2 separate regions of the Homo sapiens genome follow, and region 2 is linked to region 1. The links are chromatin loops, found by intact Hi-C in ENCODE. Cell type or tissue: dorsolateral prefrontal cortex. All regions are shown on one strand. Links, peaks and the distances in the headings refer to the core of each region. The heading gives the core; the rest is flanking DNA.

Evidence for each region. Peaks named below come from ENCODE experiments on the same cell type or tissue, not always from the same donor. Only the 100,000 strongest peaks of a DNase experiment are listed, where the experiment ranks them.
Region 2: it touches region 1 in a loop (5-fold over the local background); 15 of 110 quality-filtered maps call a loop at or near these places.

Annotation. Positions count from the first base shown.
Region 1 is chr21:43,932,438-43,943,217 of GRCh38, forward strand. All of the region lies in intron 2 of AGPAT3 (1-acylglycerol-3-phosphate O-acyltransferase 3), which reads left to right. Among named protein-coding and RNA genes, the nearest start is that of AGPAT3, 73 kb to the left of the region's middle. RefSeq lists enhancers at 1,718-2,536, 5,658-5,707, 5,986-6,886, 6,244-6,643, 6,887-7,785 and 1 more and a silencer at 8,325-8,496. In dorsolateral prefrontal cortex, for the core only: CTCF peaks have their summits at 6,786 (motif pointing right) and 6,988; DNase peaks (open chromatin) are centred at 4,317 and 6,794; H3K4me3 peaks cover 1,495 bases; H3K27ac peaks cover 3,252 bases.
Region 2 is chr21:43,879,401-43,890,180 of GRCh38, forward strand. The region is part of intron 1 of AGPAT3 (1-acylglycerol-3-phosphate O-acyltransferase 3); the gene reads left to right. It overlaps LOC124905034 (a long non-coding RNA gene), which reads left to right and starts at 8,484. Exons shown (of 2, transcript XR_007067898.1): 1 at 8,484-9,189; 2 at 9,736-10,395. RefSeq lists silencers at 496-680, 6,570-6,725 and enhancers at 2,818-3,404, 6,344-6,929. In dorsolateral prefrontal cortex, for the core only: no CTCF peak of the experiment used is centred there; a DNase peak (open chromatin) is centred at 5,831; H3K4me3 peaks cover 526 bases; H3K27ac peaks cover 572 bases.

The DNA of each region.
Region 1 (10,780 bases), core at 1,910-9,909:
ACTTCCTTCTTCCTTATGGCTGAATAATAACACGGCGTTACGCACCGCACGCTCGCTATCCATTCGTCTGTTGGTGGGCACCTGGGCTGCCTCCATCGTGTGGCTGTTGGGGGTGATGCTGCAGTGAACATGGGCGTGCCGGTGTCTATTTGACACACTGATTTCAGTTCCTTTAGATACATACCCAGAAGTGGGATTGCCGGACCTTATGGTAGTTCCTTTTGTTTTCTTGAGACGGAGTCTTGCTCTGTCGCCCAGGCTGGAGTGCGATGGCACGGTCTCGGCTCACTGCAAGCTCCGCCTCTTGGGTTCAAGCGATTCTTTTGCTTCAGCCTCCCGAGTAGCTGGGATTACAGACGCCCGCCACCATGCCGGGCTAATTTTGTATGTTTAGTAGAGATGGGGTTTCACCATGTTGGCCAGACTGGTCTCGAACTCCTGACCTCAAGTGATCCACCCGCCTTGGCCTCCCAAAGTGCTGGGATTACAGGTGTGAGCCACCGCCCTGGGCCAGTAGTTCCATTTTTGACTTTTGGAGGCACCTCCAGATGGTTTGTGTAGTGGCCACACTGATTGACGCTCTCTCTCCCTCACAGCGTGCCAGGTGCCTTTTCTCTGCGTTCTCGTCAACACCTGTTACATTCGTCTTTTTGATAATAGCCAACTGAACGGCATGAAATGACACCTCCCTGTGGCTTCGATTTGCTTCTCCCTGATGGTTAATAATGCCGAACAGCTCTTCGTTAACCTGCTGGCTGTCGGTGTGGCTCCTTCTGAGGCACAGCCGTTCGGGTCCTTTGCTGTTTGCTTTCTTGCTATTGAGTCTGAGCCCCTTTACCCTGTGGATGCTGGGCCTGCATCGGGCATGTGGTCTGCAGGGTTTTCTCTCCCTTGCGGGTCGTCTCTTTACCCTGTCGTTCCCTTTGTCATGCAGAAGCTGTTTAGTTTGCCGTAATCCCAGTGGTCTATGTTTGCTTTTGTCGTGTATCTTTTTTAAAGCTCTGCCATCTGTTTTCTCCATGGGGAAAGGTTTGGGAATATCGATGATGTCATCATACTCCTGGCTGCTTCTTGACATTTTCCATGCCCAGCATTGTTCTCAGTGCGCCCCGGGGGTCTTTGGTTCTCCATAGCCTGCTGGCGTCCATGTGTTTTTATTCTTTCTTTATGGTTGAGGAAACTGAGGCACAGCTTGGAAGCGGTTGGCACTGGGGTTAGGCTCCAGTAGTCTCGGCATGTAGCAGCAAATGTGGGAGGGGCAGCACAGGGGAAAGGTGAGGGGAGAGTCAGGAGAGAAGGACGCCGCATACCAGATGCCCAGAGGCCCCGGCGGCCTCCATCCAAGCACAGGCCCAAGCACCAGCTGCAAGAGCCAGAGGACGGCACTCCCGCGCCTGCCACGAGCCTCACGTGGAGAGTGGACAGTGGCATGGAAACGCCAGAGGGTTAGAACTGAGCAGCAGGACGGGGTCTGTGGGTGCACGAGAGGAGGCCCTTGGTCTGGAACAGCCTGGGGTCCCCATGTGCTGTCACTGTGTGGACTGGCCACACCTGGTGTGCCGCTTCCTTTCTCAGTCATGGCCAGCTGCCGAATGCCGTACCAGGGCAGGGGCAGTGGAGCAGGTGTCTGCCCTACATTGCTCATCCTTGGTAGTTTGGGTGATGAGGTTTTGAGACCTGGATGCTGGAGAACAGGCAGACATGGGTGCCCGGCACGCCAGCTCCCCGAGCACCAGCTCCCCTGCCGAGCACCAGCTCCCATATGCCAGTCCCCTGAGAACCAGCTCCCTGAGCACGCCAGCCCCCCAAGGACCAGCTCCCACACACCAGCCCTCTCACCGCGGTGTGCCTGTCCCCACCTCCCAAGGGCGGAAGGAGGGGCCTCCAGGCCTCGTCTTCCTTCACTGTGCCCATGCTCAGAGATGGTGACTTCATAAGAGGCCACAGAGGCTCCGCAAGTCCCCAGGCCGTCGGCTGCCTGGCCCTGGCCTGCGTGGCAGCGCAACCTCGTTGGTAGAGTCAGGAGGCTGGGCCTCCACTAGGATGTTATACAGGCAGCATGGCTTAGGTGTCAGAGACGGGAAAGGACCTGGAAGAAAAGAACTGTTTCCTTTAGGCCCCGTGGGGTAACCAGAAGGTAAGACTAGGAGGTGTGCGATGGTGATGGGGCGGAGGAGGGGACAGCGGGAACCTGTGGAGGGGCGGGCTCAAGCCCTGGTCGTGAGCAGGATGACATTCAGATAGCTGGGAGCACGAGGAGGCCACGTGCCCATGGTGGAGGAGCCACAGCACAAAGCAAGCCACGCCATGCCACCCACGTGCTGCCATATCACATCACGCCACCCACGCCACTCACACGCCACCCATGCCACCCACACCACCTCTACCCCTCACGTCACCGACGCCACTCACATGCCACTCACATGCCATTGACACGCCACCCACGCCACTCACATGCCACCCATGCCACCCACACCACCTCTGCCCCTCACATGTCACCCACGCCACTCACATGCCACTCACATGCCATTGACACGCCACCACGCCACTTACGCCACCCACGCTACTACCCATGCCACCCATGTGCCGTCCACCACCCACGCCACCCACACCACTCACATGCCACACACAGAACCAGTGTGGAGGCTGGACAGGGGGGGCTTCTCACCTGAGAGCGTGAGGAAGCAGTGGGGAGCACCTGGCAATTCTGGAGAGCTCAGCCAAGTCACCAAAGTGCCGTGCCGCGCTAGCACGCTTTGCTGTGCGGGCATCGGTTGTGTCACACACTGGGCCGTGTGGTGGCCTTGCGTGGTGAGGGAGCAGGAGGCAGGCTCAGGACACACCACAAGAGCAAATGTCAGAGCTGGGACCCAGGGGCAGCACCCTCCAGTAGCAGCACCCAGATCCCGCCTCTCTCCAGCCCCGGGGAGGCTGAGCCGGGGTCCCCAGCTGGGAGTGCCCCCAGGCGCCTGGCCCTGGCAGGCATGAAGCCGTTCAGGAGGAGGGCAGGGCCAGCATAGGCCCCACAATGTCCCCACAGTTTTTACAGTGAGAAGTGGCCTTAGAGGTCAAGTCCAGGAGCGGCCTGCAGGGCGGCCTCTGCACGCAGTACTGGGCATCGGCGCTGCTGCGGAGCTCGGAGAGACCTGAGGCCGGGCCCACAGATGCTCACTGCTCGGTAGGGGCATTCTGGGGCCTCAGGGCTGGGTCTGCCTGGCATTTGGGGAGTCTGTTATTCAGACATGGAAAGGGAACGACTCTCCCAGGAAGGGATTTTTTTTTTTCCTTATCACGAGAAAGGCAGTGACCCAGGCGTGGGGCAGGAAGGACAACCTGGCTTCATCATCACAGGCGGCCACGGAGGAGCTCAGACTCAGGCCCACAGCACCTCAGCTACTCTGGAGATTAAGGAGTGGAGAAGCCTCAGCCAGGGCTCGGGGCTTGGGGCAGTGCCCTGGCTCTCCAGGTGCGCTAAGCAAACAGATCATGCCAGGCTTTTTCCCTGATGGCGGCTCGAGTCGGAAGCCAGAGTGTAGAACAGTAGCGGAGCCCGCCCAGCTGTTCCTAAGCAAGGCCTAGGCCCCACTGCAGGGTCACACGGAAGGCTCACATGCCGCAGCCCTGGCCCCCACACCTGCAGCTCGGGCACCCCTGGGGACAGCCGTGGTGGTCAATCTGCTCACTTCAAAGAGGGGGAGCCAAGGCCAGAGAAGTCAAGTGACCTGCCAGGACCCCAGCTCTGCAGCCCAAAGAGTCCAGGACTGAAGCAAAAGCAGGGAGAGGGGAGGACAATGCAGCCCCAGCCCCTTGTGCCTGACGTCACACCAGGCTGGCACCAGGCCTCCAACCCCAGCCGGGTTCCTCAGCCTCCCCTAGCAGTGGCGAGCACGGCATTGTTTACCGGGGGCTGTGGACTTTTCTGTGGGTGCACCTGCAGCGTTCGTCTGTCTGAGAGCAGACTGCTGTCCTCCGTGGGGCCAGTGCCTCTGCCCTCCTGGCACACGGCCACAGTGCCTCCCTCCGGAAGAATGGCCTGGGAGTCAAAGCTGCAAGTTTTAGTTGTCTCCTCATGTACAAGGATTTCTCCGGCAGAGGAAGACACAGTGAGAGAATCAGGTGGCACGCCGGTAATGCCTGTGTTGAAAGACCTGCTCGTGAATGAGCTCTGCCCCTATAATACTTCTGTTCTATCACAGCCGAAAAGCTCACCCGACTGCTGCCCACAGAGACTTCAGATACCTTGGCAAAAACAAGACATCCTTTCCTTTTCCCGACCGCAGCTCTTGGATGGAGGCGCAGAGGCCTAGTGCTTCTGAGTGGAGCCATGCCTGGCGCCAGCCTGGCTCTCCCGTGTCAGCTCCGCCTAAAGCGGCTCCCAGGCCTCTGTGCCTCAGCGAAAAGGGCTTCCCTGTGTATTTGCAACTGCACGGCCTGTTTCCTTGCCCTAAAATTTGTTAAAATCTTCAAGATGTGAACAAGCTTTTTTCCTCTTAAAAAAATGACATATTTAGAAGTAGGCTGTGGGTCCCTGGGATGCTGGTTCCCCCAAGTATTTTTCTCTAATAGAAATCTTTGGTTTTGTTTTTAAAAGGAATTCTCCATTCACGTACTGTTCTGAATGGTAGCCATGTTTGCTTTAAGATAAAAGAACACCCCGCCTGCAAACCTGAGTGGGGCTGGCACTCCTGGGTGGGGGAACGTTGACCCTGTGGCTTCCTGTGGCCCTGGAGAAAACTCAGGCTTGCTGTTATCACAGGGGTACCCATGAGTGACTTTTGGATTTTGGGAAATGCAAAGCATGTAGATAAGAAGTTGGTCCCTAGATATGTGTGAGTCCCAAAGGCCCACTGGGTGGGGCGCTGGTGAATTGAGCTGAAAGTAGCAGAATCTGCCTTGAGCTGACCTAGGTGGGAAGCCCCAGGGGTCAGCTCCTCTACGCTGGCCTTTGCTTGGCTTGGCGGAGGCGCGCAAGGCCCCTGACTATATCTGTTCCTCCTCTGGGCCACCCTCTAGGTTGCTTTCCACTGCAGGCCTGTCTCCTTGAGGTGACATCGTGGCTGCCTCTGCACCAGCCATCACAACTTGATACAGATAAGTCTGATGTCAGGAAAAGGGAGTTTTTTTTGTTTTGTTTTGTTTTTCTGGAGACAGGGTCTCCCTCTGTCACTAAGGCTTAAGTGCAGTGGCGCAATCGTGGCTCACTGCAGCCTTGAACTCCTGTGTTCAGGTGATCCTCCTGCCTCCGAAAGTGCTGGAATTACAGGCGTGAGCCACCATGCCTGGACAGGAAAAGGGAAATTTCTTTTTGCAACCTTTTGTCAGGGGCTGAAACCTTTCTGGAAGCTCCAAAAGACTCCTTTCTCTCTCTCATTAACTATCTCTAAGGCAGTCATTAGGACGCATCCCATGAAACCAGATGACTTCTGCATAGCCATTGCCTTCTATACCTCAGGCAGGTTCTTGTTAGAAGAAGTGCCAGGCAGAGGTTGTGTGGGCAGCCAGTCATATTTGCATATTTTGGGGTGACTGTGCAGACAGTGCTGGACCAAGGAAGTTGTCTGGGTCCTCGCTGCAGAGGGAGGAGGAAGCAGCTCACACGCTTGCTGTTGTCTGGTGGGAGGGCTGCATTTCTCCTCTCTCCCCCACTTTCTCTCTCTCTCTCTCTCTCACACACACACAGACACACACACACACACACACACACTCACACTCACTGTTGGGTTTCTTGGGCTGCTAACAGGATTAAATGAATGTCTTGGTTCCATGATGTGCATGTTACGCTAGAGAGCTAAGTTAGTTAACATCGCTCATTGGGATAGAAGGAACGTACTGAGGAACGTACTGAGGATTAGAAGTCAGAATTCTTGAATCTGCAAATCTTTTTTTTTTTTTTTTTTTTTTTTTGAGACAGAGTCTTGCTCTTGTTGCCCAGGCTGGAGTGCTCACTGTAACCTCTGCCTCCCGAGTTCAAGCGATTCTCCTGCCTCAGCCTCCTGAGAAGCTGGGATTACAGGCATGCTAATTTTTTGTATTTTTAATAGAGACAGGGTTTCACCATGTTGGCCAGGCTGGTCTCAAACTCCTGACCTCAGGTGATCCACCAGCCTCGGCCTCCCACAGTGCTGGGATTACAGGTGTGAGCCACCGTGCCCGGCCTGCAAATCTTCTATTTTGTTCAGACACTAACTCCAGCCCTATAAATAGTCATCCAATACTTCCAGTAAATGGTGCGCCTCATATTGATCTGCCTGGTTGCCTTACCGTGTTTGTTACATTGCTGTGTAACGAGTTACCCACAAACTTAGCAGCGAAAACAGCAGACATCTATTATCTCACACAGCTGCGGAGGGTCAGGAATCCAGGAGTGGCTTAGCGGGCGATTCTGGGTGTCACGTGGAGTCACATGGGGTCAATGTGTTGGCCGGGGATGCAGTCACCTGAAGCCTTGTGGGGGGAAGGAGGGGCTCCCCCAGGCCTGGGAAGGCTGCGGCTGCCCCATCACGCTCTCTCCTCCACCAGGTTCACAGGTTCACAGAAGTAAAGGCTGAGCATGTCAGGACTGAGCTGAGCGGTTCCCACCTCTCAGTCCACAGTTTCCCACAGAGCACGCAGGGGCCGCACCAGGGCTGGGACGGGGCTGCGACCAGGCTAGGGGAGCATCCTGGGCAAACCCTGCTGGGGACAGGTTCGTTGTGTCTGATGCCGTGGGAGATGCACGAGCAGTGACTTTCACTTTATCCCACTGTGGCCCCGTGACCCTGAGCGAGAATGCACTGGCCGGGCCTCCAGGGGGCGCTCCCTTAGGAACACCCCATCCCCGTCCCCGTGTGCTGTCGAGGGCCTCTAGCGGGCGCTCCCTTGATAACACCCCACCCCCGTCGCTGTTGTTGTCGGGGGCCTCCCGCGCCCCAGGAGGTTTCCCAGGGCGATGCTCTGGTCCCTGGGTCCTTTGATCTCATCTCCCTAGTTTAGCCTTTGAACTCCATTTCAGATTGAGAGGTTTCAGGCTGGAGTGACATGGAGGGACGTGCCTGACTTCTGGAGGATAAGAGGCGGCCCACCCCACAGCTCTTCCAGCGTGGGAGCTCTGAACATGGGACCCGGAGCACCACCGTTTAGCAAACCTTGCTGCAGTTTGGAGAGAGTGTCGCGGGCGCCTGGCCTGTCCGGCAGGCTGGGTGGCTGTTCTCTGTTGAGCCCACAGCCATGCCCCACATGCAGGACGTTTGCCTATCACTTGGAGGCCTTTCAGGGATCTTGCTAGCCCACGGCTGAGCACAGGGTAGACCTCACCAACTCACCCACAACCTGGCCCCTTGACACACTGGTGCTGTGAGGAGGAAGATGTGGGCACTCTTAGGTCCCTGGTCCTAGGGGTCTGTGCTGGGGTGGGGCTCGTTGACCTGCATCCTGGCTGGCCCTGTGACTCTGCCTGTTTACAGTGAGCAGCTCCTGGCCAAAAGCTGCTTATTGGATTAGCCGGTGCCCCGACGGCAGAGCCCGCAGCTGTGCGCAGGAGGACGAACCTGTGTGTATGTCCTGCTTCAGCGCGCTCCTGGGGTCCCTTGAGTTGGTCTCTGTGACTAGAAGGACAGTGCTGGCCACGCAGGTGGCACCCTGGGGGTGCCCAGCACCCACTTCCTGCTGAGCAGATGCTCTGGGTGGCAACGGCCCCTGCCAAGCCTGGGCAGCTCAGGCCAGGTCCTAATCCCTCCGCTTGAGCTCGGCTCCTCACCCTTTGGCCAGGCTGACACCTGCTCCCCGCAGGTCCTTCTCGCCGGCTTCAGGCAGCACAGGACCGAGGGCTGAAGATGCTGAGCAGCTACCCGGCCTGCCTCTTCTCAGGGATCTGTGTGGCCCTGCTGGCGGTGGCTTTGGCCTATTACTTCTACTGGTGAGTGAGGCCGGGGCCCGGGGGCCTGGGCAGTCCTGGGGGCCTTTACTGTGTGCTCCCCTCCTCTTCCAGCCCTGGACCGTTCTCTGCATGTCAACAAACCCTGCCTAGCCCTTTGCAGGGGAACTCCTGGGAGGTAGGGAAGCAGGGGATGGCAGGAACTCATTCTGATCCCTCCTGGGGTCCTTGGGCAGCTCTCCCATCCTTCTGCAAAGGGGTTTTTGTTCAGAACATTCCTGAAGGAGCTGAGCGGTTTCATACCATCTGGGCGGTGTTTGTAGATGCCTGGCATGTCCTGGGACGGACAAGTGCCTGATGTATGGGCACAGACTCCCACTGCCCCCCAAGGCAGGTGCTGTAGGATGGCTGATTTACATGGTGATCTGCACCCTGAGCAGAAAATGCGTAGTTACCATCAAAGTGGCGCTGCTCTGTCACACCCATTGCCTGATGGGCTGGTTTATGGTGATCGCAGGCGATTTCCCAGCTGCCCTTGACCAGAGTCCGTGCCGGCTCTTACTGCAGAAGCCGAGAATCAGCAGGTGTCACAGATCACGCTGGCCTAGGATTTCAGAGACTCGGTCCCAACCCCGCTGTGTCTCCGGGCTGGGATTAGATGGGGTGTTTGTGCTCCAGGCCTCCAGTGCTCGTTGGTAAAACGGGACACTGATGCCGCCTGCTGTTTCTGCAGAGGGTCAAAGGGCACAAGATGCGTGCCAGCCTCTGTCCATGGGGTGTGTGATGATGGTACCAGGTGGTGCAGGGGGCAGCTGGGGGGACCCAAAAACCCCAAGTCTGGGTGCCAACTTTATTTTCTAGAGCCGGAGAACGAGGTGATTTCCTAGGAAGAGACCACAGCTCCCCTGGAGGTTCCACGCTAGACTGTGTTTGTTTTTCTTGGTGCACACTTGGCCAGGAGCTGCTTCTCTCTGATCTGGAAGCTTTCTCTTCTATAGATCCGATTAATGCACTTCCATTGCTAACAGCGGGGAGGGTCACTGCAGGTGACACAGGCAGGAGGATGCCCAGTCTTCCCCATGACTCAGTTTATGTAAAAACGATCAATACTATTTACAAAGAGGTTTACCCAGAGCCAAAAGACAGAATCCTAAGGCTGAGGCAGGAGGATCCCTTGAGCTCAGGAGGTCAAGGCCACAGTGAGCTGTGATTACGCCACTGCACTCCAGCCTGGGCAACAGAGCGAGACCCCATCTCTAAAAAACAAACAGAACCTAAGTGTGGAATTTAGGAGACAAATTAGCTTGGGATTTGGGGCCTCTGAGAGTTTGAGCAAGGGGGTCGGTCATTGGTGAGGGTTCCAAAACCCCAGGAGCAACCGCTCACTCATCCTCAACCTGGGGCTACCGCGAGTGTGACGGGGGCCATGTATACAGGGCAGGCTGGCCCCAGCGAGCGGGCGACTCTGGCAGCTTCCACGGACCGTTCCTGGCGCCTGGGCGGAGAAAGGGTATCAAATCATTTCCTGGGATTCGTGGCTGAGCTATGCAGTTTCACAAATGCTCAAAATGATGAAAGACCTATTAGGTGTTGGGAAAAGAGCGCCTCTGTCTGGGAAGAGTGCCGCATTGCGCCTGAGCAGCTGCTCGTAATTGGCTTATGCCAAGCCTCTCAGCTTCAGCCTGCTGACCAGGTGGCAGGGGACTGGCTGTGCCACCTCCTCACCCACAGCGTTTCCAAGGATGTGCATTTCTCCTTTGCCCTCAGGTCTTCAGTAAGTTAGCTGTGGAATTCGAGGCCTCAAGTGGTGGCCTGCGCCGTGGCAGCGTACCCACAGGTGCCATTTAGTGGCACTTGCAGTACGACCTGGGAGCTTCCGGAACCTGTGGGCTTGTGAGGTCCCTGTTGATCCTGTTTGACCTGGAGGGCCACAGAGGCGGCTTGGTTTTTTTGTGGGGACAGAGACGTTGAGCGTCACGGTGGGTGCTAGGCCTGTAATAGGAGCGATTCTGCATTGATGGCACCACGGGTCCAGGGAGGCCTCGCCAGCTCCCTCCCAGAGCAGGAAGGCGGGCTGGCCACTCACCAGGAGCCTGGGAGTCTGGCGTCCTTCACGAGGCGCTCCTGAAGCACCTCTGCCTACCCTGCATTCGCCACACGTGCCCAGGTACCTGGCGACGGACAGCAGGGAGCCCACAATGCCAGCTCTTCCTGGAGACGCCCGCCCCTGCGGTGGCCACTGGTGTTCAGTATGTGACTCTCTGAGCGTGGGGTTCTAGACCAGGAACCCTCTGTGCTCGGTCCACATGAAAAGAGCAGCTTCTCGTTCATCTTCAGAGACCTGTTCTTAATGGGCAGCAGGGGCTCCGAATGCTGAGAAAACCCCACAGGTGGCAGCTGGGTGCCTGGCCCTGCAGCCACGCCTGCCCGCGGTCACCCTAGGGTGCAGCGGTCACCCTGGGCTGCTGTGGTCAGGTGGGGTCTTGTCTTTAGCCCCCTTCGGTGGCTCACTTGGCGGGAGGAGGGTGGCACGGCGGTGCCATTGCCTCATCTGGGCTCAGGGAGACAAGGCAGGACCTCTGTTCTGTCTCCCGTCACCTGTGTTGTATACAGAGAAAAAGCCGTCCTGGCAGCCCTCAGAGCCCCTTGCCTGTTGGGGATGGAGGAAGACAGGCCTCGGAGCCTTGTTCATCTGGCATTTCCACAGCAGAGGGAGGGAGGCCCGCTCCCCAGGGCTGGGTGGCCAGGGTGCATGGTCATGCTGGGACATCATTTTCTTTTTTTCTTTTTTTTGGTGGGGGGCGGGATGGAGTCTCGCTCTGTCGCTCAGGCTGGAGTGCAGTGGAGTGATCTCAGCTCACTGCAAGCTCCGTCTCCCAGGTTCACACCATTCTCCTGCCTCAGCCTCCCGAGTAGCTGGGACTACAG
Region 2 (10,780 bases), core at 1,750-9,749, 53 kb before region 1:
TCATCTCCTGTGAATACCGTATAAAGCACAATTGATGCTGTACAGTATTTTATTTCAGCTGTGAAAAGGGACCGCGGGTGTCTGGCTGTGCTGGAGGAGGAGTCTGGTCTTTCTCGGTGGGAAGTGCTGGGTGGCCGTGGGCTTGGAGGCTGGGTCGTGGGGGTGTGGCCCAGGCAAGTTTCCTTCTCTGCTCTCGGCTGTGCACCTGTCTCCTTGTCTGTTCTCCTTCAGCAGTTTGTGAGGCTGCACATGTGAAAATGCCTTGTCAATGGCACAGTGGCACGTGGACCTGCTGCGCTGTGTGCGTGTCAGGGCGGCCATGTTGTGTGTGGCTGTCTGCACTCTGAGTCCTGGCTGGGCCGCCCGGGGATGATGGCACTTAGGGAAGAGTGACTGCAATCAATGAGCACCACGTTGAAAAGCAGAGCAATCTAGAAGCGACAGCCTGAGCTCTGCGCCTTTGTCCTGAGCTGGCCTTAGGACCTCTGGGCACCTGGTACTCTTGCTTCCCGTGAGCTCCCGTGTCCCCGCATCCTGGCATGTGGGCCTCTCCCTATGCTCCTGGGGTGGAACTGAGAAGACGTGGGTTCTGCCCGTCTCTGTTACTGTTTATTCTTGAAGAACAGGGCAGCATGACTCCGGGGCGGAGGACGCAGCCCTGCATCCCTTGCGTCCCCAGGCATCTTAGGAGCACTGTGGAAACTCAGGGTGTGGACTTGAGCTTCGACATCAGTTGGCACTGGCCTTTTGCACCCATGAAATTGATGTTTGTCTGTGGCCTCCCAGGCTGGTGCTGTGTTCCTGGACCAGCGTCCGATTTCCCTGCTGCTGAATCACTTCATGGCTCAGCACAGCTGAGGGCAGCAACTGTTGTCCCCTAGAGCCCGAGATCTGGGAGCGGCAGGGGCAGCCACTGTTCCTGTGGAACACACTGGAGAGGCATCTGCAGGGGCGGGGTGGGGCTCCTGGTCAGCCTGTTCTTGTCTTGTTCTGGTGCCACTTCCTCAGGTATGCGAGGGCTGCCTTTGTAAGTCACTGGCAGGAAGATGGGAAAGGTGCTCTGCAGGTCTCTACTGCCAGGAGCTCAGCTTTGATCTTGAGTGCTGGTGGCTGTCCAGCTTTACTGGCAGGGATTCTGATGACTCAGAGACAGTAGCTACCCTTTTCCCAGTGGTATTGCCACTGAGTGTGGGATGGGTCACAGCTATGTCTGTGGCCTTTTGCAAATCAACTTCAAAATTTGCAGTCACATTTATGGTAGGACAGATTCATTTCACAATGATTTTGCCAATTACCCTTGTTATTTCCACTCACATATATCTCCCCAAAGTGGAAACAAGGACACGTCTAGAGACAGGCGCTGGACGTCTCCTGCTCACTGGCATTAAGTGGGCAGGCGGCTTATTGCTGAGTGATGGTCCCTGGACATTTCCAGTCGACTGTGTTTGACATGGTGGTGAATTGGACACGTGACAGGTGGCAATATGTTAACTGTTCGTAGCAAGGAAGATTTGTTTTCAGGCTGGTGGTTTGATTACAAGTTGGTCATTCTTAATGCCAGGGAGGGGGAAGAGAGAGAAAATGAGAGAGAATGAATGAGAACAAATGTAAGAACTTTTTTTGGAAAAAAAGAAAATTGAGAAGAAAGTGATAGTAATTACTAATTGTTTTTACTTTGTCACTTATTATGTATTTATTTCCAGAAAGGGATCAGTTTTTTCTTCCTTCCAAGTTTTGTGGAAGAAAAAGAAAACTGAAAGTATTTAATAACTGTGTCATAATTTTTATTTTGTGCCTTGTGATTACATTGTATTTTGGGGAGTGGGTCAATTTTTTCTTAAATTAAGAAATGCTTTATATGAAAACACATACATAAAGTATTGAACCCCTGCACCTGCCTCAAGTGGAGAAATTAACCACTATAAATACTTTAGAAGGCAAAGGGTTGGTGAAGCTGAAAACTGCTAAAATTCTTAACATGCAGACAGAAAAGGGAGGTGGGAAGGATGTCGCCCTCAGAGAACGTGTCATACCTCAGCCTGTGCTGTCTGGGGCAGACGGCATGAGCCATGCAGCCCACAGAGGCATGCTGGAAACATGGCTGGTGGGAACTGAGATGTGTTTGTGGTGTGAAATGCACGCCGATCTCAGAGGCTTGATATGAAAGAGAATGTAAGTGATCTCATTCATATTCTTCTATATTGGTTACACGTAGAAATGATAATATTTTGGATATACTGGGTTAAATAAAATGTATTATTAATTTTTTTTTTTAGATGGAGTTTTGCTCTGTCGCCCAGGCTGGAGTGCAATGGCACAGTCTTGGCCCACTGCAACCTCTGCCTCCTGAGTTCAAGCCATTCTCCTGTCTCAGCCTCCTGAGTAGCTGGGATTACAGGTGCATGCCACCACGCCCGGCTAATTTTTGTATTTTTAATAGAGACGGGGGTTTCATCATATTGGTCAGGCTGGTCTCGAACTCCTGACCTCAGGTGATCCACCTGCCTCAGCCTCCCAAAGTGCTGGGATTACAGGCGTGAGCCACCATGCACGGCCTATTAAAAACATTTTTTTGCCAATTTCTTTTTACTTTTGAATGTGGCCTCTAGCAATGTAAAGTTGCACACAGGCCGGCATTTGCAGCTCACGTGTGTTTGCCATGTTGGCGTGGTCCAGGGTCTAAGCCACTGCAGGGGCAGACCCTTGTCCCTTGGGTGAGTCCCTCATCTGGGGGCCCTGTGCCCAGGGCTGAGGGAGTGGTCAGTCTCAGCCTGTCATTCCCCGCCCTGCCGGGCCCCACATCTCCTTTGCATAATGGAGGTAATGCAGGAAAATGCTTAGAGCAGGGTCTGGCAAATGTGTTATTAGTGCTCTGTGTTATTAATAAAGCATTGTGATGTCTCTTGTGCAGTATGGAAATAGGTTTCGTAGATTGCACTCAGGATTTCAGATTGACACGTATTTCCATCTGGAAACTCTTGCACGCGTTTGCACTGGGAGATGAAGTGGTCCCTGTTGGCTCAAGCTGCAGTGAGAGGGTGGTGGGGGTAGACTCAGTCCCTTGCCGGGGTTGGCCAAAGCAGGCTTCCTCTTCCTCCCTCAGGTGTGTGTTATCGGAGGTTTCATTCCTGGAAAATCCAGTGTCTATGAAACCAACATACATGGCGTTTGCATCACAGTTGGAGTCAGATGTGAGCCCGGAGGGCAGGTGTCTGGTAAGACCCATGAAGGCTGCATTTCAGCCCCCCTCTAAGAACCAGCAGTGCCTTCCATCACTGCAACAGCAAACACCCCTCCATAAACATCTAGGGCAGCGAGCAGTCACATCCCGTGAGACTCAACTGGGTCAGAGGGCCCTTGCTTGGGTCTCCTCCAGCCACGGGTGCCCTGGTCTTGGGGGGTGGTGCCCCTGGGTGGGGCTTAAGGAGGTAGCTGCCCAGCTCTGCCTGTTGTCTCCATCCTCAGGGGCCTGGGGCAACTGCTGGCCACCAAGCAGTGTCCAGTGTCATAGCCGCTCACTTGTCCTGTGGGGCCACCCATGAGATGCAGGATTCCTGGTCAGCCCCAACACCAGGCCCACACCTCCACGCAGGCCTGGAAGGCAGGAGAGAGCAAGCTTTCTTCTCCTTTATTTGTGAATTATCAGCACCTAGAAACTTAAGCGGGCAAATGCTGAATTGCTGGAGACTGTGAAGCTGTGATACACACAGAGTTGCTCCTTCCCTTCCTGGCTGGGGTGCTGGCCTGGGGAGCCTCCTGCCCGGGTCACTCCACTGCGCATGCTCTGTGGCTACCGTGAGACTGACCTGCCTCAGACACCCTTCTCCTTGAGCCTCAAGGGCCTCATGGCCTGGACCTCCGTGATCAGCCAGAGGAGCCCAGAGTCCATGGTGCTGTGGCCTCCTGCCCACTCTGGGACCCCAGGGAGAGGGCCTGTCCTCGCTGAGCCTCCGACACCGGTTCTGAGCCTCTTGGACAACATTTTCTCTCCAGTTTACAAGTAGGAGCCCCTTGCATAAATAAGATGGGGAAAATCCCTGCAGATGACATGGCCGGGGCCCTGGGCCCCGGGAGCCATTTCTGTTCCTTGTCACTCAGCCTGGCCAGTCCTTGAGTTTTTCCCCAGAGTGTCCTCAATAAGGAATAGCAAGCCTGGGTATTTTCTTCTGGTCAGTATTCCGTTTTTTTGTTTTGTTTTGTTTTTTGTTTTGGAGATGGAGTTTCGCTCTGTTGCCCAGGCTGGAGTACAGTGGTATAATCTCGGCTCACTGCAGCCTCTGCCTCTTGGGTTCAAGCGATTCTCCTGCCTCAGGCACCCAAGTAGCTGAGGTTACAGGTGCCCACTGCCACACCTGGCTAATTTTTGTATTTTTAGTAGAGATGGGGTTTTGCCATGTTGGCCAGGCTGGTCTCAAACTTCTGACCTCAGGCAATCCACCTGCCTTGGCCTCCCAAAGTGCTGGGATTACAGGTGAGAGCCACTGTGCCTAGCTAATTTTGTATTTTTAGTAGAGAGACGGGGTTTCTCCATGTTGGTCGGGCTGGTCTTGAACTCCTGAGCTCAAGTAATCCGCTTGCCTCAGCCTCCCAAAGTGCTGGGATTACAGGTGTGAGCCACCACGCCTGGCCAGTGTTCTGGTCTGTTTGTGATGGGTGTAAGAATCTGTCTCTTTAAAGAGGTGCCTCTGGCCAGGTGGTTACCTCTGTCACCAGAGATGAGTCACCCAGTCTCAGCTCGCAGGCCTTCCTGGACGTTCCCAGATAGTCCCCAGTGCTGGAGGCCTGTCGAAAGTGTAGCTCCACCACGCCCTTTGATCTCTTCCTCCTCTCCTCTTCCCCACCCGCTTCCCCCTCCTTCCCCCTCCTTCCCCCTCCTCCTTCCCCCTCCTCCTTCTCTCCTGCTGAGGGCATTTGGCCTCATAGATAAGCGGTTTCTAATGAGCTCACTGGTTTCCGATGGTGGGTGGGGAGTGACTCTGGGCTTTCTGTGCTGCCTCTTCGACCTCGTCCCTGTTTTCTGCTGTGCGGAGCATGGCCCTTTCCTAATCCGAAAGAGCCGCACAGTCCCTTCCAGTGCTGCCTGTGGTCTCGCCCAGCTGGCTGTGCTATTGCGGGACATGGGGCCCAGCCTCCTGCTCCTTCAGAGGCCTGGGGTGGGTGAGGCTGGGGTGCCCTGGTGCTGGATGCAGGGGTGCTGTGGTGCTGAATGCTGGGGTGCCCTGGTGCTGGACGTTGGGTGCCCAGGCACTGGATGCTGGGGTGGCCTGGTGCTGGATGCTGGGTGGCCTGGTGCTGGGTGGCCTGATGCTGGGTGCTGGGTGGTCTGGTGCTGGATGCTGGGTGGCCTGGTGCTGGGTGCTGGGTGGCCTGGTGCTGGGTACTGGGTGCTCTGGTGGTGGATGCAGAGGCAGGGCTATCTGTGGGTCTGCCCTTGGGTGTGGGGCAAGCCAGGTCAGCATATTGCAAAGCACACGTTGGGCTGCTGCTTGTGTAATTGTCTCCTTGTCTCTGCTCTCTCCCTTCTCCCACCTCACATGGGATAGATCGGAGTTAACAGTGATGCCTTTGTTTTTTGTCAAAAGCATCATACTCATGCCCCGTGGCATTCTCTTTAAGGGAAGAGCTGGTTTTACTAAAGATGTGCTTCAATGCAGTGACGTGCGGTGCTGAGCAAGGCCGGGAACCTGGCCCCTGACCTGTGTACACTGGCCGGCCGTGCTCCCCTCACCCTGCGGCTAGACCTCAAATGGCATCCCCACCTCCCTCAGCCAACTGCAGCCCCTCTGGTAGCATGGAGCTCGCAGACGCTGGGTGCAGGAGGCCTGGGCCTGGGCCAGACGGGTTCCCTGCACAGCTGCTTTTGCGTCATTGATGCAGACGCGGAGACTCACTTCTCTGCTTCGTGTGTTCCTAGTTGGTCTCCAGTTCTTGAACAAATAACTTTCAATTACAATTTTTTTTCTACTTATGATTGCCAGTTTTTCTTTTTTCTTTTTTTTTTTTTTTGAGACAGAGTCTTGCTCTGTCACCCATGCTAGAGTGCAATGGCATGATCTCAGCTCACTGCAACCTCCACCTCCCGGGTTCAAGCAATTCTCCTGTCTCAGCCTCACAGGTAGCTGTGATTACAGGCACACGCCACCATGCCTGGCTAATTTTTGTATTTTTAGTAGAGATGGTCTACTAAAAATCAGGCTGGTCTCAAACTCCTGACCTCAAGTGATCCACCCGCCTTGGCCTCCCAAAGTACAGAGATTACAGGCATAAGCCACCGTGCCCAGTGCCAGTTTCTTATATAAGCTGATTTGGAGGAAGAAAAGGGCCTGTTGTTTGATGACTCTGTGGCCCCAGGCCCAGCCCTGTGGAAGCCTGGAGTATACGGCCGGGGTTTGTGGCACAGGCGAGGGGAGCCACAGGTGAAGGTGTGCAGGTGCGCAGGTGCGCAGGGCTCCTGTGGGTGAGGGCACCGTGGCTCAGGGATGGGTAAGCAGTGTTTTCAGGAGCACTGAGGAGCGGGCCAGTGCTGGCAAGGGGGTTCCTTGGCAGCAGCTGACAGGAGGGAAGGTTGCCCGGTCAGGGGCTCCAAATACAGGCAGGGGTTTTTGCAAAGCCGGGGCAGCGACATGGCAATCGTGATGCCATAGGAAGCCGAAGCCTGCAAAGGGCACAGCTGGGTGGACGCAGCACCTGCGGCCAGAGACTGGTGGCTGAGCATGGGGGTGCCTGGCATGGAAACTTGCAGGGCTTGGAGCTGATGGTTAGGGGAGGGAGTCACCAATATCACCTCTGCTCCTCCTGGCAGTCCCCCTGCTGTGCTATCAAATATTAGGTCTTTATACTAGATCTTTTTTTATTAAAAAAATTTTTTTTAAAGATGGAGTCTTGCTCTGTTGCCCAGGCTGGAGTGCAGTGGCGTGGTCTCGGCTCACTGCAACCTCTGCCTCCCGGGTTCAAGTGATTCTCATGCCTCAGTCTCCCGAATAGCTGGGATTACAGCCATATGCTATCATGCCTGGCTATTTTTTGTATTTTTAGTAAAGATGGTTTCACCCTGTTGGCCAGGCTGGTCTCGAACTCCTGACCTCAAGTGATCCACCCGACTCAGCCTCCAAAAGTACTGGGATTACAAGCATGAGCCATCACACCTGGCCAAATACTAGGCCTTATTCATTCTTTCTAACTAATTTTTATACCCATTAACCTCCCTCTACCCCCATATCCTTCCCAGCCTTCTCTGTCTTCATGAGTTCAGTTGTTTTGATTTTTACATCCCACAAATAAGTGGGAACATGTTATGCTTGTCTTTCTGTGCCTGGCTTATTGCACTTAATATAATGAGCTCCAGTTCCATCCATGTTGTTGCAAATGACAGAACCTCATTCTTTTTTATGGCTGAATAATACTCCATTGTGTATAAGAACCACATTTTCTTTATCCATCCGTCTCTTGATGGACATGTGGGTTGCCTCCAAATCTTGGTTCTTATGAACAGTGCTAAATGAACATGGAAGTGCAGGTATCTCTGATATACTGATTTCCTTTCTTTTGGGTATATACCTAAGAGTTAGATAGCTGGGTCACATGGTGGCTGTATTTTTAGTTTTCTGAGGAACCTCCAAACTGCTCTCAATAGTGGTTGTACTAACTCACATTCCCACCAACAGTGGTTTGCTGGAGATTTCATAGTGCAGGAACTGGCTAAACGTGGGTACTCCAAAGCAGCCCTGCTAACCAGGTCAAGGCCCAGCTCCTTCTCTGTTTTTGCAGGTGAAGTAGTACTGGCTGTCACTCCATTGCCTTCTTGGTGCCTGTGGCCACTGTTGAGCTGCAATGGCCCCAAGCCTGAAATATTCACCATCTTCCTGCCCAGAAGCAGTCGCCACCCTCTGTTCTGGATGAAAAGACCCCAAAGAAACAACCAAATGCAGCCTAGGAACCTGGATTAGAGTCCAGGTTGAAACAGCAACTATCTCAGTGTTTCTGGGACAGCTGGGGAAATGCAAATGTAGGTTGACTAATAGATGATATCAGGGACTAAGGGTTAATTTTCTTAGTGTGCTAATTTTATTGTGATGATGAAGAAGGCCTTACTCTTAGCAGAGACACACTGAAATATTTGGGTATAAAGTGCTATGATGTCTGGAAGTAATGCTCAGGTGGTTGAGGAATAAAAGCGTGCGCACACGCACACACACACACACAACTGCGCTCTCCTCAAATGTTAATTCTAATATAGGTAGTTGTATACAGAGTTTATTTATTTATTTATTTAGAGACAGAGTTTCGCTCTGTCACGCAGGCTGGAGTGTAGTGGCGTGATCTTAGCTCACCGCAACCTCCACCTCTCAGACTCAAGTGATTCTCCTGCCTCAGCCTCCCAAGTAGCTGGGACTATAGGCGCCCGCCATCACACCCACTGACTTTTGTATTTTTAGTAGAGACTGGGTTTCGCCATGTTGGCCAGGCTGGTCTCAAACTCCTGAGCTCAAGTGAACTCCTGCCTCAGCCTCCCACAGTGCTGGGATGACAGGCATGAGCCACCACGCCCGGCCCATATACACGTTCTTGTTGTACTATTAATTCAACTTCTCTATACAAACTTTTCATTTAAAAAGTTGGAGAAAACATCGTGTTTTAGTTTTTTGTTTGTTTATTTTTGAGACAGAGTCTCACTCTTTCACCTGTATTGGAGTGCAGTGGCACAGTCGCAGCTCCCTGCAGCCTCAACCTCCCAGGCTCAAACGATCCTTCCACCTCAGCCTCCAAGTAGCTGGCACTACAGGTGCACACCACCACACCCAGCTAATTTTTAATTTTTTTGTAGAGATGGGGTCTCAGTATATTGCCCAGGCTGGTCTCGAATTCCTGGGCTCAAGCAATCCTCCTGTCTCAGCCTTCCAAAATGTTGGAATGACAGGCTTGCATCACTGCACCCAGCTTGGTTTTACTTTTTAACATTTGTAAGGCTTTACTCCACCTGGAATTGTTTTTGTGTAGGATATATATATATATGAAAGCTAATGTATGCTGGGCTTAATGCCTAGGTGATGGGATGGTCTATGCAGCAAACCACCGTGGCACACGTTTACCTGTGGAACAGACCTGCACATCCTGCACATGTACCCCGGAACTTAAAATAAAAGTTGAAGAAAAAAAGAAAGAAACCTTAGCAGGGTAGCTAGATAAATGGTAAGGTCAATCAATATTCTTATATATCAGCAACAAACAGGTAGAAAATGAATTATTTAAATACCAGTTACAGTAGCATCCAAAATATGAAGTACCAGGAAAACATTAAACAGAACATGGGCCGGGCGAGGTGCTTCACGCCTGTAATCCCAGCACTTTGGGAGGCCAAGGCGAGCGGATCATGAGGTCAGGAGTTCGAAACCAGCTTGGCCAACATGGTGAAACCCCATCTCTACTGAAAATATAAAAATTAGCCAGGCATGGTGGCATGCGCCTGTAATACCAGCTACTCAGGAGGCTGAGGTGGGAGGATGGCTTGAACCCGGAAGGCGGAGGTTGCAGTGAGCTTAGATTGTGTCATTGCACTCCAGCCTGAGCAATAGAGTGAGAACTTGTCTCAAAAAAAAAACAAAGTTTCTTATTGATTTTAAAAATCTTATCTGTACATTATTTCAGATTTTTAAACATTTATTTCTTTAACTTTTAGATTTTGAAGTGCACAGTCATGTCATCTGTGAATAACAACAGATTTGTTTTCCTTTTCAGTCCTTAGATTTCTATTGACTTTTCTTGTCGTCCTGTGCTGGCATCTCCAACAAGCATGGGACTGAGGTGATGAAGGCATGTTGGCGACAGAGGGTCCTCACCAAAGGGAAACCTTCCTTGTTACACTGCTAAGTGAAGTGGTTGTTGTGGGTTTTTTTTTTTTTTTAATGTTTTTTATCAAGTTGAGAAAATTCCCCTCCATTTCGCATTTGCCAGGAGGTTCTGGTTTTTGTTTTTAATCACAATCATGATTGGATGTTGCCAGTTACAGTGAACTTGTGGCTTTCCCCTTTTGATTTGTTAATATCATGTTAAAAAGTCCCTGCATTCCTGGAATAAACCCAATTTAGCCATGATCTTTTTCATAAATTACTGGATTAGTTAACTAATACAGGCACACCTTGGTGATATTGTGGGTTCCGTTCCGGACTTCGGCAATAAAATAAATATCACGATAAAGTGAGGCACACACATTTTTTGATTTCCCAGTGCATACAGAAGTTAGGTTTATGCTGTGTACAGCCATGCCACCCTGAACGTGCCTGATCTCATCAGAAGTTATGTTTCTGCTATACTGTAGTCTGTTAAGTGTGCAATAGCATTGTGTCTAAAAAAAACAGTGTGCATGCCTTAATTAAAAAATACTTGATTGCTAAAAAATGCTAATGATCATCTGAGCCTTCAGTGAGTCTTCGTCTTTTTGCTAGTAGACGGGTCTGCTTCGACGTGAATGGCTGCTGAGCACTCAGGGAGGTGGTTGCTGAAATGGGGTGGCCATTGCAATTTCCTACAATATGACATTTTGGATCTGTGTCCCTAAAATCTGACATTTTGGATCCGTGTCCCTAAAATCTAACATTTTGGATCTGTGTCCCTAAAATATGACATTTTGGATCTGTGTCCCTAAAATCTGACATTTTGGATCTGTGTCCCTGTCTGAATCTCAGTTGAATTGTAATCCCCAGTGTTGGCAGTGGGGCCTGGTGGGAGGGGATCGGATCCTGGAGGTGGGTTCTCATAGTTTAACACCGTCCCCCTAGTGCTG